Linked DNA regions of Homo sapiens: region 1 is linked to region 2. A link is a loop called in an ENCODE intact Hi-C map of the cell type or tissue named here. Cell type or tissue: heart left ventricle. All regions are shown on one strand. Each heading gives the region's core, and the rest is flanking DNA. Links, peaks and the distances in the headings are about the cores only. Region 1 overlaps PAFAH1B1 (platelet activating factor acetylhydrolase 1b regulatory subunit 1). Region 2 overlaps PAFAH1B1 (platelet activating factor acetylhydrolase 1b regulatory subunit 1).

The links. Peaks named below come from ENCODE experiments on the same cell type or tissue, not always from the same donor. Only the 100,000 strongest peaks of a DNase experiment are listed, where the experiment ranks them.
Region 1: it touches region 2 in a loop (2.0-fold over the local background); 9 of 110 quality-filtered maps call a loop at or near these places.

What each region holds. Positions count from the first base shown.
Region 1 is chr17:2,612,170-2,615,078 of GRCh38, reverse strand. The region is part of intron 1 of PAFAH1B1 (platelet activating factor acetylhydrolase 1b regulatory subunit 1); the gene reads right to left. It also overlaps the pseudogene SAMD11P1. Among named protein-coding and RNA genes, the nearest start is that of PAFAH1B1, 20 kb to the right of the region's middle. In heart left ventricle, for the core only: no CTCF peak of the experiment used is centred there; a DNase peak (open chromatin) is centred at 1,296.
Region 2 is chr17:2,674,490-2,677,356 of GRCh38, reverse strand. It overlaps PAFAH1B1 (platelet activating factor acetylhydrolase 1b regulatory subunit 1), which reads right to left. Exons shown (of 11, transcript NM_000430.4): 9 at 751-852. Among named protein-coding and RNA genes, the nearest start is that of MIR6776, 17 kb to the left of the region's middle. In heart left ventricle, for the core only: a CTCF peak has its summit at 1,853 (motif pointing right); no DNase peak of the experiment used is centred there.

The DNA.
Region 1 (2,909 bases), core at 275-2,774, 62 kb after region 2:
TGACACAACTATCATTTTGTCTGAATAGTTTCAATCTGGAGTTGGTTGAATCCACAGTACAAAACCCATGGATATGGACGGCCAACTGCATATGCCACAAATAGTGGGAAGGAATGTGAGGACAAACATTGACTGTTTTCGTATGATTTTCAAGATTGTGGGTCACTTTTTTCCTTTAAATTTACTTTAATGTTGGCCTGCAATGGTGGTGCACTATAATCTTTGCCCCTTTGGAGGCTGAGGTGGGAGGATTGCTTGAGGCCAGAAGTTTAACACCGGCCTGGGCAACGCAGCAAGACTCATCTCTAAAAAAAAAGAAAAGAAAAAATTATAAAATCTAGCCATGCATGGTGGCATGTGCCTGTAGTCCTAGCTACTCAGGAGGCTAAGGTGGGAGGATCACTTGAGCCCAGGAGTTCAAGGCTTTGGTGAGCCATGATGACACCACTGCACTCCCGCCTAGGCAACAGAGCTTTTATAAAAGTCGTCTTTAAAAATCCTTCAAGAAGAAAACACAGTTGCCTTGTTCATTATATAACTATCTAGTCTTCCTGGGATGTTGTAATACAGACACATTCTTTGCATCTATATTAAGTTTGCTGCTTTCTATCTTATGTTCTCTCCCCTTTGTATCTAGACCAGGGGTCAGCAAACTCTGCAAAGATAGTAAGTATTTTAGGTTTTGTGGGCCATTCAGATTCTGTAGCAACTCTTCTGCCACTGCAGTAAGAAAGCAACAATAAACAATATACTGGCTAGGTAAGTGCCACGGCTCACTAATCCAGCACTTTGGGAGGCTGAGGCATGAGGATCCCTTGAGCTCAGGAGTTTGAGATCAGCCTGGGCAAAACAGCAAGACCTCATTCTACCACAAATTTAAAAATTAGCCAGGAATGGTGGCACACACCTGCGGTCCCAGCTACTCAGGAGGCTAAGGTGGGAGGATAGCTTGAGCCTGGGAGGTTGAGGCTGCAGCAGTGAACTGTGATCACATCACTGCACTCCACCCTGGGCGACAGAGCCAGACCCACGTCTCAAAAAAAAAAAAAAAAAAAAACCCAATATATAAACAATATATAATATATAAAGAGGCCGCTCATTGCGCTACTGTTGACAAGGAGCTGCCACAGCCGCCCCCTCTTGCTGTCGCCCCAGAATGCCCCTCACATCACCCTGGGCCCCCATTTCAGGCCCCCCTTTCTGGGAGTGCCCTCACCTCTGTGCCAGATCCCAGGCTACGGATTCCTGCCCCTGCCCGAGTGGAGATGCTCGCCCGGCATCAGGAGCTCCTGCAGAAGCAGAACCTGGCCCAGCGCCACAGGGGGACTCTCTGTGGATGGGGAGGAGGCCCCAGCCCTTGAGGACGTCAGCAAGTGGACCATGGATGATGTCTGCAGCTTCGCGGAGGGGCGGCTGTCTGGCTGTGGAGAGTATACTCAGGTCTTCAGGGAGCAGGGGATCGAAGGGGAGACCCTGCCACTGCTGACGGGGGAGCACCCGCTGACCACCACGGGGTTGAAGCTGGGGCCTGCCCTCAAGACCCAGGCCCAGGTGGCCAGGCGCCTGGGCCACATCTTCTACATGGCCAGCTTCCCCATGGCTCTGCCGCTGCAGCCACCAACACTGCGGGCCCCAGAGAGGGAACTCAGCACAGGAGAGCAGCAGCCCTTGTCCCCCATGACAGCCACCTCCCCCTATGAAGGGGGCCACGGCCCTGCCGGCTGAGCTTCGCCCAAGCAAGAAAATGGGACCTTGGCTCTGCTTCCAGGGCCCCCAGACCCTTCCCAGCCTCTGTGCTGAAGTGGCCAGGGGTGGGTGGGGGGTGGGGCCACACAAACTCCCAGGAGCCACCACTTGATGCAATGGCCTGCCTCCCACAGCTTGCATTCTTTCTTTCAGTTTTGGATGCAAACAAAAACAAAAACAAAATTTTAAAGGAAAATGTGAAAAAAAAAGAAAGAAAAAGATATGGTTTTGTTCCAACAAAACTTTATGGACACTAAAATTTGAATTTCACCTTTTTTTTTTTTTTTTTTACAAATTATTAATTTATCAAATGGATTTTATAAAATTATTTTACAAAACATTTTATTTTGATTTTTCGACCACTAAAAATTGAAAAAACAAACAACAAACATTTTTAGGCTTATGGTACAAAATCAGGTGGCAGGCCGGGCATGCTGGCTCACACCAGTAATCTCAGCACTTGTGGAGGCCGAGGCAGGAGGATCACTTGAGCCCAGGAGTCTGAGACCAGCCTGGGCAAAAAAGTGAGATCCCCACCTCTACAAAAAATCAAAAACAGCCAGGCGTAGTGGTGCGCATCTTGTGATCCCAGCTACGTAGGAGGCTGGGGCAGGAGGATTGCTTGAGCCTAGGAAGTCAAGGCTACAGAGAAGCCGTGTTCAGGCCACTGGACTCCAGCTTGGGGGACAGAGTCCCCTTCTCAAAATAAAAACAGCAGGATTTGACTTGCTAGCTATAGTTGGCGAACCCTCTTACATCTAGAAATTATCTGATACAGCTACTTTTAATAGTAGTATCTATTTCACAAGATTGTCGGGAAGATACGGCCGGGCATGGTGGCTCACACCTTTAATCCCAGCACTTTGGGAGGCTGAGGCGGGCAGATCACCTGAGGTCGGTAGTTTGAGACCAGCCTGGCCAACATGGCAAAACCTCGTCTCTACTAAAAAAAATACAAAAAATTAGCCAGGCGTGGTGGTGCGCGCCTGTAGTCCTAGCTACTTGGGAGACTGAGGCAGGAGAATCACTCGAACCCACGAGGCGGAGGTTGCAGTGAGTGGAGATCATGCCACTGCACTCCAGCCTGGGCGATGAGACTCAGTCTCAAAAAAAAAAAAAAAAGTGCCATTTTCCCAAAATGGCACATTTATTCAATATTCAAA
Region 2 (2,867 bases), core at 368-2,867:
GACATATCTTTCTATGGAAATACAGATGCTCCTAAATAAGCCAAATAAACTAGATCATGTGAGCAAGGAGGTATAACAGTTAAAAGGATTCATATAAATAAAGTGAAACAGAGAAACAAACATCTTCAACAGTGAACAGGTCTCTAAGAATGCTGCTTTTTCTCCGTAAGAGATATTACACATTTGTTTTATTTTATTTTTTTTGAGATGGAGTCTCACTCTGTCGCCCAGGCTGGAGTGCAGTGGCACAATCTCGGCTCACTGCAAGCTCCACCTCCCGGGTTCACGCCATTCTCCTGCCTCAGCCTCCCGAGTAGCTGGGACTACAGGCGCCCGCCACCACGCCCAGCTAATTTTTTGTATTTTTTGGTAGAGACGGGATTTCCCCAAGTTAGCTCGATCTCCTGACCTCGTGATCCACCCGCCTCGGCCTCCCAAAGTGCTGGGATTACAGGCGTAAGCCACCGCGCCCGGCCGAGATATTACACAATTTTTAAAGATACAGTGAGCTAGCAGCATCTCCCCCTCAAACACCGACTGGCTCTACAGATTCTTTATAGAATCTGCATTCTAGAGAAATAACTTTCACATCACTATAACAACAACAAAAGCTAAAGGAAAACTATCTTTATAAAGAAGTTATTTTAAAGCCCAGAATAATTCAGATTATTTAAGATATCATAAAGCATTAATCCAAAAAGGTATAAACAGTGAAGATGCAAAAGAAATGGTAAGATTATGCAAACTTACGAGGGTCATAAGGCACATGCCAGTACTGACATCCCACATCTTAATAGTCTTGTCTCTGGATCCAGACAGCAAGAATGGCCCAGGTTTACCACTTTTTTTAGTCTACAGAAAACATAATAAAAATTAAGTTTCCCACACAAGAAGTTAGGTATGGACTTTAAATGGCTTCTATCTAATAATGATATATATTTCCAATTTTTTTGTTGCATTTTGGTTTTTTGTTTGTTTTCAGACGGAGTCTGGCTCTGTCACCCAGGCTGGAGTACCGTGGTGCAATCTTGGGTCACTGCAACCTCCGCCTCCCGGGTTCAAGCGAATCTCCTGCCTCAGCCTCCCAAGTAGATGTGATTACAGGCACGCACCACCACATGTGGCTAATTTTTGTATTTTTAGTAGAGATGGGGTTTTGCCATGTTGGGCAGGCTGGTCTTGAACTCCTAACCTCAGATGATCGATCGGCCCACCTCGGCCTCCCAAAGTGCTGGAATTACAGGCGTGAGCCACTGCGCCCAGCCCAATTTGTTTTTATCTGTTGAAATACACAAGTCTTTCACACCATACCTATGCTACACAGGAAGGACTCAGATAATGTAAGAACAGAAGTCTCTATTTAGGTTAGGACTCAGTTTTCATAAAACCAACAGATAATAAATTTACTTTTCAAGATTTCTGTAATCACTATTTAATTTAACTTTTACAAATCCAACCAAAACCAAATTTACTTATTTATTTTTTTGATCTGGATTAGGGAATATTTATTTATTTCAAGACAGGGTCTCATTCTGTCACCCAGGCTGGAGTGCAGTGGAACAATCATAGCTCACTGCAGCTTTGAACTCCTGGGATCAAGCAATCTTCCTGTCTCAGTCTCCCTAGTGGCTGGGACTACAGGAGTGTACCACCACACCTAGCTAAGTTTTTGAAAATTTTTTCCGTCATTAGTATAGTGGTGAGTTTAAAAAAAAAAAAAAAGTTTTCTGTAGAGACGGGGTCTCGCTATGTTGCTCAAACTCCTGGGCTCAAGTGATCCTCCTGCCTTGACTTCCCAAAGTGCTGGGATTACAGGCGTGAGCCACCACACCAGAATCAAATTTATGACATACAGCATGTAACCACCACCAGAGGGCAGTAAACAGAATCTCAAAATGCAATGGGCCAATCAAAATAAAGAGAACTCACAAGAGAAGATTCATTTAGAAAAATAAGTGGGATGGGGGTAGAGGGAGAGGAAACTGCCTCCTTTGTTTATTGACATGTAGTTTTAAAAATACATGATAGGAATGCCTCTGTCAAAATCAATGTGAAGCCAGGCACAGTGGCTCACACCTGTAATCCCAGAACTTTGGGAAGCTGAGGTGGTCGGATCACTTGAGGCCATGAGTTTGAGAGCAGCCTGGCCAACATGGCAAAACCTTGTTTCTACTAAAAATATAAAAATTAGCTGGCAGGGTGGTACATGCATCCGTGGTCCCAGCTACTCAGGAGGCTGAGGCAGGAGAATCGCCTGAACCTGGGAGGCGGAGGTTGCAGTGAGCCGAGATCACGCTACTGTACTCCAGCCTGGGCAACAGAGTGAGACTGTCTCAAAAACAAACAAAAGTTTTAGACCATTCATTTTCATTCATTTATTAGAAACAGGGATCTTGCTATGTTGTCCCAGGCTGAACTTTAACTTCTGGACACAAGTGATCCTCTTGCCTCAGCCTCCTGAGTAGCTAGGACTATAGCCATGTGCCGCTGTACCTTGTAATTTTTAACATATTAATAATAAAGACCAAAACCATAAAGATCACAAAGAAATGCGTTAAAACTCCAGGCTCAGCTAGTACTTTTAAATGATCAAGAACATCAGAGGCTGCCATATGGATTAGTCTTCATTTAAAAAAACATTTATACTATCACATCTGGAATTAATTTTAAAAAATAAATACTGAACTGCATTTTACCATAAATTTATAAATAAAATCATTATCTTCATTAATGAAGGCTATTTTTCTGACAGAAAACTTTAACCTCTCCCTCAGGTTTTGTTTTACATTGAGATGATCTCATAACACTGATTTTTCTGATAAATTTTAATTCTTTAGGAGAATACCCATCACGTATCAAATCAAGGA